2 separate regions of the Homo sapiens genome follow, and region 2 is linked to region 1. The links are chromatin loops, found by intact Hi-C in ENCODE. Cell type or tissue: CD4-positive, alpha-beta T cell. All regions are shown on one strand. Each heading gives the region's core, and the rest is flanking DNA. Links, peaks and the distances in the headings are about the cores only.

What was found. A loop is a pair of places that touch in the nucleus more often than their neighbours do. Peaks named below come from ENCODE experiments on the same cell type or tissue, not always from the same donor. Only the 100,000 strongest peaks of a DNase experiment are listed, where the experiment ranks them.
Region 2: a loop joins it to region 1, with 12 times the contacts of the local background. A loop is called at or near these places in 9 of 110 quality-filtered maps.

What each region holds. Positions count from the first base shown.
Region 1 is chr3:130,152,400-130,158,014 of GRCh38, forward strand. It overlaps LOC107986131 (a long non-coding RNA gene), which reads left to right and starts at 775. Exons shown (of 2, transcript XR_001740905.2): 1 at 775-1,184; 2 at 2,865-3,348. RefSeq lists an enhancer at 661-1,414. In CD4-positive, alpha-beta T cell, for the core only: a CTCF peak has its summit at 3,253 (motif pointing right); no DNase peak of the experiment used is centred there.
Region 2 is chr3:130,536,083-130,541,697 of GRCh38, forward strand. All of the region lies in intron 1 of COL6A6 (collagen type VI alpha 6 chain), which reads left to right. Among named protein-coding and RNA genes, the nearest start is that of COL6A6, 22 kb to the left of the region's middle. RefSeq lists a silencer at 3,085-3,154. In CD4-positive, alpha-beta T cell, for the core only: a CTCF peak has its summit at 3,144 (motif pointing left); a DNase peak (open chromatin) is centred at 3,119.

The DNA.
Region 1 (5,615 bases), core at 1,922-4,421:
TATTTCACCTGGGTTCAGGTGGGCTGAGTCCAAAAAGAGAGTCAGTGAAGGGAGATGGGGTGGGGCCATTTTATAGGATTTGGGTAGGTAAAGGAAAAAGGGGGGTTGTTCTCTGGCAGGCAGGAGTGGGGGTCACAAGGTGCTCAGTAGGGGAGCTTTTGAACCAGGATGAGCAAGGATAAGGAATTTCACAAGATAATGTCATCAGTTAAGGCAGGAACCGGCCATCTGGATGTGTACATGCAGGTCACAGGGGATATGATGGCTTAGCTTGGGCTCAGAGGCCTGACACTCTTACTCCAGAGGAGGAGACCCAGACAGAAGAGGAGGAGGCAAGGTGATCACAGAGGCAGAGATTGGATCATGCAGCCACAAGTTGAGGAATTCTAGTAGCCTCTATAAGCTGGAAGACGCAAGGAATGGATTCTCCCCTAGAACCTCTGAAAGGAGCATGCTCCTGCTGACCTTTGATTGATTTTGGACTTCTGGCCTCCAGACAATATTTTTTTTTTTTTTTTTTTTTTAGAAAGAGGCATGCTCTGTTGCCCAGTCTGGAGTGCAGTGGCACGATCTTAGTTCACTGCAACCTCCACCTCCCAGGCTCAAGCCATTCTCTTGCTTCAGCCTCCCAAGAAGTGGGGACTACAGGTGCCTGCCACCATGCATGGCTAATTTTTGTATTTTTAGTAGAGACAAGGTTTTGCCATATTGGCCAGGCTGGTCTCGAATTCCTGGCCTCAAGTGATCCACCCACCTCAGCTTCCCAAAGTCCTGAGATTATTTAGGTGTGAGCCACAGCACCCGGCCCAGACATTGTTTGAAGCCACCCATTTCATGGTTCTTTGCTGCAGTGGTTGTGGAATATGAATGCACTCGTGCTGTTGGTTAGACTTTGCTGACCTTGTGTCTGTTATTCCCTGGCAGTTCTACAAGGCCTGGAGCAGATACGAAAAACCTCCCTTCTTTGCCAAATGGTCCCCAGCTTCCCCATTCACTGAAGGCCCTGCGGTCAGGAACAGTCAGGACTTTGCACCCAGTTGTTGTGAGTGTTGGCCGACCCTTCCTCTTGTGTGATTCATGGACCCTTAGCATTGCATCACCTGGGAGCTTTTGGAATTGAAGACTCTCAGCGCTCACCGGAAGGACCTCCTGGGCCAGAATCTGCATTTTAACAAGATGCCCAGGTGATTTGCATACACGTTCAGATCTGAGAAGCGCTAGTAGGAGAAGCTTTAATGTGGTAATTAGATCTTTTCTCCACCTGCAGGAATCTTAGTTTCTTCATGTTAAATCTATTAACTGTGGCAATGGTATGGGGGTTATAAAACAAAACAAAACCCTTACATCAAGAATGCACCCGGGTGTGTTATGGATGTGGGTGAAATGAAATGTCTGGAATTTGCTTTAAAATATCCTAAAATAGCAAGAAGGAAAAGAAAAGTGGGAACTGGAATGAGATTGGAGAAATGTTGACAAGTTCTTGCAGTGGGATGATGGGTGCATGGGGGTTCATGGTATAATTCTCTCCCTGCTTTTTGTGTATATGGGAAATTTCCATAATGAAAAGTTAGAGGTCGGGCACGGTGGCTCATGCCTGTAATCTCAGCATTTTGGGAGGCTGAGGTGGGTAGAGTGCTTGAACCTAGGAGTTCAAGACCATCCTGGACAACGTGGTGAAACCCCATCTCTACTAAAAATGCAAAAATTAGGCATGGTGACAACATGCCTGTAGTCATGTTGAGGCACAAGGTTGAGACATGAGAATCACTTGAACCCAGGAGGCGGAGGTGGCAGTGAGCCAGGATCGCACCATTTCACTCCAGCCTGGGTGACAGAGTGAGACTTGGTCTCAAAAAATTTTTTAATTTTCTTTTTTTTGAGATGGAGTCTTGCTGTTTTGCCCAGGCTGGAGTGTAGTGGTGTGATCTTGGCTCACTGCAAGCTCCATCTCCCGAGGTCACTCCATTCTTCTGCCTCAGCCTCCAGAGTAGCTGGGACTATAGGCACCCAGCACCATGTCCGGCTAATTGTTTGTATTTTTAGTAGAGATGGGGTTTCACCGTGTTAGCCAGGATGGTCTCAATCTCCTCACCTCGTGATCTGCCCACCTTGGCCTCCCAAAGTGCTGGGATTGCAGCCATGAGCCATCGTGCCCGGCCTTAATTTTGTTTAATTTTTTTCTTTTTTGAGACAGGATCTGTAGCCCAGGCTGGAGTGCAGTGGTACGATCCCAGCTCACTGCAGCCTCTACCTCCTGGGTTCAAGCGATCCTCCCACCTCAGCCTCCCGAGTAGCTGAGACCACAGGCATGTATCACCACACCTGGCTAATTTTTTCCCTTTTTCTAGAGGCAAGGTCTTGCTATTTTGCCCAGGCTGGTCTTGAACTCCTGAGTTCAAGCAATCTTCCCATCTCAGCCTGGGAGTAATCCCAAAGTGCTGGGATTACAGGTGCGAGTCACTCTACCCAGCCTCAACTGTTTTTCATGACTCCACTTTTTCTCCCCTCTTGGAAATGAGTAGTCTTTGAGGGAGTGTCTTTTTTGTCTCAATCTCTGGTTTCTTTGCTCAGTGCACCTGTGTTTGGGGCTTTGTTGATCTCCAGGCCTTTTTCAGCAGCGTTGTCCCTGGAGAGCAGGATGGGAGCTGATGGCTTCTCAGCATCTTTTAACTCAGTTTAAAGATGACTATCAACAACATCTAGTCAGCATCTGTTGCTCTCGGCAGCTGGGACTTCATTTCTTTTCTCTTTCTCCACCTCTCTAACCTCTTTAAGACTCTGCTTTGTCATGGGTACAGCATCACCTGTGTGGCCCTTAGGCTCTCTTACTTACATGTGATCTGCGTATTATGTCTTTACTTCAGGGCTTCTCAACCAGGGGGTGATTTTGCCCCCAAGAGAACATGTGGCCATGTCTGGAGACAATTTTGGTTGTTGCAGCTGGAGGAGGTGGTGCTACTGGCAGCTAATAGGTAGAGGCCACGGATGCTGCTAAACATCCTACAATGCTCCGGACAACTCCCACTAAGACAAAAGAATGATCCAGCCCCAAATGTCAATAGTGCTGAAAGTGAGAGACCCTGATTCCATCTTAGAGATCATCCAAGCACACTTGGCCAAATAGTTTTTGCTACTATCCCATGAAGAAAAGGCAGACTCATGACTGATGGCAACGTCGATGGGAATTTTGTTTACTTCTTCTTTGTGGACTTTGGGATACGATGACTTACCATTTGTGCAAGTTGTGCATTGCATACCTCCAGGGGGCGCCACCCACATATTTATGAAAATGCCACCCCAGGAATTGCACAGTACATAGTCTACATGGCAATAAACAGTTGCTCTGGTTTTGGGGTTGTCCTGGGTTGCTCTGGAACTGGGAGGAACTTTATTTCTGGCCATTAGAGGCCCTGAGCATGACATTGAGTATCCTTTCAAGAAAGGAGAAATGTTGAACAGAGAGGACCTCATTTTTATAACTCTTGACCATCATCTAGTTACGCAGCATCCACTTTTCACCCCTGGGCCATATCCATTTGACGGATGAAAAATCATCAAATTATAATATCATGGCTTTTACTTTTGATAGCTTCTGCCCGGAACATGGCGGTAACAGCTTCTCATTTTCAATTGATTCATTGGGGGAGAAAATATACACGACTGCCCTAAGACTTTCTATTACATACCATTTGTTTGACGGGATTTCTTTAGTTTCTGTAGCATAACTTATTCTAACTGGTCCTCAATCACTTTGCAATAAAACCTGAGATTGTGAAGATGTTCACTGTCATTACCAGTGACGGAGCAGTAAGTACAGAGTTCTGGAGAGGGAAGGAATCGAGAGAGTTAAACTAGCAGAATGAGCCGCTCACCCTCAGCATTGCTTTTAATCTTGGTGAGAACTGAGGGGAATTTTGACAGGGTTCAGGGGGACTGCGGGGAGTGGGGCTGGGAAGTGGCTGTTTGCACGTGTGGTCAGCAAATCCAGTGAGGGGGTCCATGTACTGTAGGCAGCCCCGCAGATGGAGTTGGGATTGCCCTAGACTGAGTACTGGGTCATCAGTACTCAAGACATCAAGGCCCAGGCTGGTGCAGGAGATACATTGCACTGCTTCAGCCTTTCTTCTATCGCTCCTCTCCAATGACAGTCCCCGATTTTCCACCGAGGAGTCACTAGTTCCCCACGACATGTGTGCGACTGGCCATTCCCCACCCTGATCTGGAGCTGGGGCATGTGGTCCCAGCCTGGATGTCAGTATCCTTCCACCACCCTGGCCACAGTGATTGGGTCTGAGAAGCAGATTAGCCAAAGGAGAAACAATCTTGGAAATTTCATGTTCATGCTTAAGAAAGTAAAATGGAAAGCGGGGGGAGGGTGAGGGGTCATTCTGATGATATAGTTTTAGGACCTGGATGTAGCCATACCTGTAGCTGTCAACTCTGTGCCATAGTACTGCTTTTTTTTTTTTTTTTCCTTCAAATTTAAATACTTTCTAAAGGCAAGGTCTTGCTATGTTGCTTAGGCTGGTTTTGAAAAGTCCCTTTGGGGGGATGCTTTCACTGCTTCACTTCCTTTCTATGACAGCTCAGGGAATCAGAAGACAAGCGAGATGATTTTTTTTGTTTGTTTGTTTGAGACAGGGCTTGCTCTGTTGCCCAGGCTGGAGTGCAATGGTGCAATCACAGCTCGCCACAGCCTTGATCTTCTGGACTCAAGCGACCCTCCTGCTTCAGCCTCCTGAGTAGCTGGGACTGTAGGTGGGTACCAACATGCCCAGCTAACTAAATTTTTTTTTTTTTTAGAAGTGAGATCTCACTATGTCACCCAGGCTGGCCTCAAACTCCTGGGCTCAAGTGATCGCCCTGCCTTAGCTTCCCAAACAGACAGGTGTGAGCCCCCACACCAGTCAACGCTGTGGTTTTATGCACCTGGTGTCCCCCTACGCCCTGAGAAATGGTCCTCCTGCTTCAACCTCCCAAAGTGCTGGGATAACAGATGTGAAGCAGCATGTGTGGCCCACATAGTATTCTTATGGGTTAAATTGAGTCCTCCTCAAAACATGTTGAAATCCTAAATTCTAGTAGCTCAGAATGTGACCTTATTTAGAAATAGAGTTATTGCAGGCCAGGCGTGGTGGCTCATGCCTGTAATCCCAGCACTTCGGGAGGCCAAGGCGGGAGGATCACCTGAGGTCAGGAGTTTGAGACCAGCCTGACCAACATGGAGAAACCCCTTCTCTACTAAAAATTCAAAATTACCTGGGTGTGGTGGCGCATATCTGTAATCCCAGCTACTCGGGAGGCTGAGGCAGGAGAATTGCTTGAACTCAGGAGATGGAGGTTGCATTGAGCTGAGATCGCGCCATTGCACTCCAGCCTGGGCAACAAGAGTGAAACTCCGTCTCAAAAAAGAAAGAAAGAAAGAGAGAGAGAGAGAAGAAAAGAAAAGAAAAGAAAGAAAGAAATAGGGTTATTGCAGATGCTATTGATTAGGATGAAGTCATCCTGGAGTAGGGAGGGCCTAAGTCAATGACTGGTGTCCTTATAAAAGAGGAGAGGACACGCCGAGTCACAGAGACACAGGGAAGAAGGCCATGGATTGGATGGAAGATTGG
Region 2 (5,615 bases), core at 2,004-4,503, 380 kb after region 1:
ATTTTATAGAAGGGGATGCTCTTGTAAACTCTGCTATACAGAAAACTTCTCCAATAGTTAGTCTTACGTAGTGATTTCTGCTCATGCATCTTCATGAAACAAATTCTTCTCCACTTTTTTCTACACATAACCAAATTCTGTTCATCCTTTAAAGTCACACTCAAGTCTCACTTTCTCTGTGAGTCCTTCTGTCCTTACACAAGAGACACCTGTCTCTTTTCATTCTTTCATCCCTATACATCCATTCATTTACTTGTTCATTCAAGTACCACAGTGGGTCAGGCACTGTTCCAGACTCCAGGGTGCAGCCTGCAAAAACACATACCTGCCCTTGTGGTACTCACATTCTTATGAGGAAAGACCATAAGCAAGGAAACAAATATTACCACAATAGATTCGCTGACGAAGACAAGTCCTCTGAAGAGAAATAATAGTGATTGGGAGTAGACGGGTAGAGAAGGGGAAATTATTTTCAATAGGGTGCTAACCAAACGTCCCTTTAAGAAGGATGTAATATTTAAACACACATCTAAGGAAACCAAAGTAGCAGAAACTGTGAAGGCCCTCAGGTAGAACAAGCATGTCCTGTTCAAGGAAAAGTGAAATCAGTGCAGCTGGAGTGGTGAGAGAGAGGAAGGAGATGAAGTCAGAGGATTAATAGGGCCTAGACCATGGAAGGCCCTGATGAACATGGAAAGGGGTTTTGAGTAGATGTGAAACTATCTCATTTTTAGTTTAAAATGAAGCACACTTGAATAATATGTAATTGGCCAGAGTGGAAGCAAGGAGTCCAATTAGAAAGCTTTTGCTAGAATTCAGGTGAGATGATAGTGTCTTAGATTAAGGTGGAAGTAAAAAAGGTATTGACGAATGGCTGGATCTGAGATCTAATTTTTTTAAGTAAAACTAACAGTGTCTGCTCAGGGATGTGAAAGGAGATGAGTTAATTATTCCTATGTTTCTAGCTGAGGAAACTTGGTGAGTAGTGGTACCACTTACTGAGATGGCAGTCATATTCAACTGTGCATTATTTAACAGTTAATTATTTTTTAGTGTATTTGTTACAGCTCAGCAATTAGATTGTCTGTTTCCCTTAACACAGTTAGGGACACTACATTCACATTTGATTGATTAGTTTGTTCTAGCTCTATCAATTAATAGCTGTGTGACTTTCAGCAAGCTACTTAACCCTCTAACTCAATCTCATCTGTAAAGTGGGTCTGGTACTCATCGGGTTGTTGAGACAATTAAGTGTGGCTCTTAGAATAATGGCTGGCACTTAGTAGTGCTCAGTAGTAGCTGTTATTCGTTCCAGAAACACCCCCACACCCCACCAACTGTAGCCAGTCAGCCCAGGGATCTTATGAGTTTCTCTCTACTTAGTTTGCTCAATGCAAGGTCAGACTATTTTTCAAAGGTACTTAATACTTGAGCTAATAGAGAAAATCCATGCTAGCTTTCAAATGCTACCCTGTGTGAATCTCTTTAGTTGTGTTTTGCTTTTCCAAGCCTAAAACTTAGGTGGTCAACAATTAGCAGATATTTGTTGAATGTCTACTTTGGGCTTAGCTGCTGGGATATTCAAGAGTACCAGTTAAACCTCATTTTTCCTGCCATGCATGCTTTTGATTTAGCTGTAATGAATATTTTATCAGTGACCAAATATTTTATTACCTCTCTAGTCCTTTGGGTATTGCTGGACAGATTTCAGACTAGCTGATGTCATTATTGGCCGTTATAAATTGTGTCAGTATGGCTGCCCTTTTGTATCTTGGTCAAATACAGAAAAACAGCAACTTGGAGATACAGAGCCTCTATTCAGACTTAATGGGATTAGCTGTCAATGGCAGAAATTCACAGCAGTTGGTATCCATTCATTGAGAAAGAAGACAACTTAAAGAAATTTCCAGTGAAAGATAATTACACACAGATTATCTGGTACATTCTAACACATTAGATAAAATTCCTTCATCTGCAGAGAACTGGATAGCATGCAAAGCTTTGCCTCAAGGAAAGCAATATGATATAGTGGAAAAAGCACTGGACTCAGATCAGCAGGACTGGCTGTGACCTGAGGAAATGCTCAACTTTGCCAAGACTTAGATGTTTCCCTTGTAAAAAATGAATAAAAAATTATACCTACTTTACAGGGGTACTCTCAGGGTTCAGGGAGATAATGGCTGTGAAAAGACTTGGAAATCTGCAAAATATTATACCTAAGCAAATGTTATACAAGCCTGTAGACATGTTAAGAGTTGAAAATGTGATAAGGAAAGACTTTAGGAGAGAGAGTAAATAAAGTTCCTTGCCAGGCGGTGCCTTTTCTAGGTTACTCACAAGCTGTCCCATTGTAAAGATGGCAACAAAAATAAAAATAATGACAACAGCTAACATTTACTTAGTATCTGCTGCAAAGAAGATACTGTGCCAACTCGTTTACACACATCAGTTCATTTAACCCCCAAAACAATTCCTTGAAGTGGATGTGGTTACTAACACCATTTTATGGATGAGAAATGGGTTCAAAGCAATTAAATTACTTGCCTAGTCATGCAGTTTGTGGGCTATAGAACTAGGATTTTAATTAGGCAGTCTGATGCCAGAATCCATGAGTTTAACTACTAGCCTACACAGCCTTACAGGTGGATCCTAGTATAATTGGAGTGTGAGCTCAGTATTGCCAAGTCATTTTCAGTGGAGTGATTCTGCCTGTGCCTCGAATTTGTCCCACACCTCCTATCCCCTGCTCAGAATTTCTCTCCTATCTCTACTATTTCATGCTATCCTACAATCATAGGTGCTAGAGGCTACATTGGGTAATGCTTGCTGCTGTAGCTAATAAACCTAAAAATGTATACTGATGCACACACAATAGTAAGTTAAATTATTACTGATTTAACAGAAGTAGGTCTGTAAACACATTCATGGGGTGGCCCCTGTCCACACAGCCATTCAGGTCCCCATGCTGAGAGTAACCTTGCCATCCTCAACATTTGGTGCTTGAGATTGTCTCCATTCCAGCCAATCAGAAGGGGAAGAAAGATTGAGGTGCCCCCTGTGGGAATTTCTGCTGAGGTTGCATTGGCTGGCACTCATTTAGCCATTGCAAGTGGAGCTAGAAAATATAGCCCCCTGCTGGCCGCCATGGCTCAGTGACAACTTCTCAATGTGGAATGGGCAGCACTAATTTTTGGTGAACAACTAAGAAGTGTCAGCCACAGAGATTATGGTTATTGCTAGGTGGTTTTTCATTGATGAAATTTTATTTCTGGGCTGGGCGCGGTGGCTCACGCCTGTAATCCCAGCACTTCGGGAGGCCGAGGCCGGTGGATCAAGAGGTCAGGAGTTTCAGACCAGCCTGACCAACATAGGGAAACCCCGTCTCTACTAAAAATACAAAAATTAGCCGGGTGTGGTGGTGGGCGCCTATAGTCCCAGCTACTCAGGAGGCTGAGGCAGGAGAATGGCGTGAACCCGGGAGGCGGAGGTTGCAGTGAGCCAAGTCGCGTCACTGCACTCCCGCCTGGACAACAGAGCGAGACTCCGTCTCAAAAAAAAAAAAAAATTTATTTCTTTGAGTTCCTTTAATTGGGTTCTGCAGTACACCATGAAAAATTATGGGCTCAAGGAAGGTTCTTTTGATCAAAATATGCTCTTCACTTCCTTGTTTCCTGCCACACTAATACAAAACTTATTACAGATGACCATCTCAGTGGGACAAATACTCCCTGCAATTGTTTCATACCTGCTGTCAGCATTTAAATGAACTGGAGGCTTAATTGCCTGATCTCTTTCCTTCAACAGTATTTAATTCTAAAAATTTTGAGTTTTTTAAAAATATACATTTATTGGATTTCAGGTACATAGAATTGGGTTAATTCTAACCCACAGTTCATTACATACTCATTTATGGGTCCTTGCAAGAGGTTCTATTTATTTGCTTATTTGTTAATAATAAACCATAAACCTCTACCACATGAAAACTGGAATGTTGATAATAACATATCTACAATGAGTTTATTTTCAGTCCTTTCTCTCTGCCCCCCACATCCTATGTAACTACTATCCTGACCCTTATGGTTATTTCCTTTTTAAAAATAGACGACTTTTTTAGAGCAGTTTTAGCATCACAGCAAAACGGAGCTGAAGGACAGATTTCCCATATATCCTCTATCACACATACATAGCCTCCCTGATTATCAATATCCTCTATCAGCGTGGGATATCTGTCACAATTGATGAACCTGCCTACGCTGGCACATCATCACCCAAAGTCCATAATTTACATTAGGGTTTACTCTTCATGTGGTCCATTCTATGTGTTTAGACAATTTATAATGATATGTGTTCACCATCATAGTATCAGAATGATTTCACTGACCTACAGATCCTTTGTGCTCTGCCCTTTTTTTCTTTTTTAAAAAATTTAATTAAGCTCCAGGATACATTGCAGGATGTGCAGGTTTGTTACAAAGGTAAACATGTGCCATGGTGGTTTGCTGCATCTATCAACCCATCACCTAGGTATTAAGCCCAACATGCGTTATCTCTTTTCCCTAATGCTCTCCTCCCTGACCCCACCCTCCCTCAACAGGCTCCATTGTGTGTTGTTCCCCTCCCTGTGTCCATGTGTTCTCATCGTTCAGCTCCTACTTATAAGTAAGAACATGAGGTGTTTGGGTTCCTGTTCCTGCATTAGTTTGCTGAGGATAGTGACTTCCAGCTTCATCCATTTCCCTGTAAAGGATATAATCTCATTTCTTTTTATGGCTGCATAGTATTCCATGGTGTATATGTACCAGTTCTCTTCATCCAGTCTATCACTGATGGGCATTTGGGTTGATTCCATGTCTTTGCTATTGTGAATAGTGCTGCAGTGAACATATGTGTGCATATATCTTTATAATAGATTTTTTTATATTCCTTTGGGTATATGCCCAGTAATGGGATTGCTGGGTCAAATGGTATTTCTGGTTGTAGGTCTTTGAGGAATCCAATGTCCAGAATCTACAAGGAACTTAAACAAATTTACAAGGAAAAAAACAACCCCATTAAAACGTGGGCAAAGGACATGAACAGACACTTCTCAAAAGAGGACTTTTATGCAGCCAACAAACATATTTTTAAAAAGCTCAAGATCACTGATCATTGGAGAAATGAAAATCAGAGCCACAGTGATCAGATTGGCTTTTTTCACTTAGCAATAAACACTTGAGTTTCCTCCATGTCTTTTCATGGCTTGATAGTTTTTAGTGCTGAATACTATTCCAATGTCTGGATGGACCAGTGATTCTTTATCCACTTACCTGCTGGACATCTTGGTTGCGTCCAAGTTTAGGCAATTACTAATAAAGCTGTTAGAAACATCCATGTGCAGGTTTTTGTGTGGACATAAGTTTTCAACTCATTTGGATCTTGTGGTTTAGTTTTGCAAGAAACTGCCAACCTGTTTTCCAAAGTGGCTATGCCATTTTGCATTCCCATGAGCAATGAATCAGAGTTCATATTGTTCAAACTCCTTGTCAGCATTTGATGTTGTCAGTGTTCTGGGCTTTGGCCACTCTAAGAGGTTTGTAGTGGTACCTTGTTTTAATTTGCATTTTCCTGATGACATA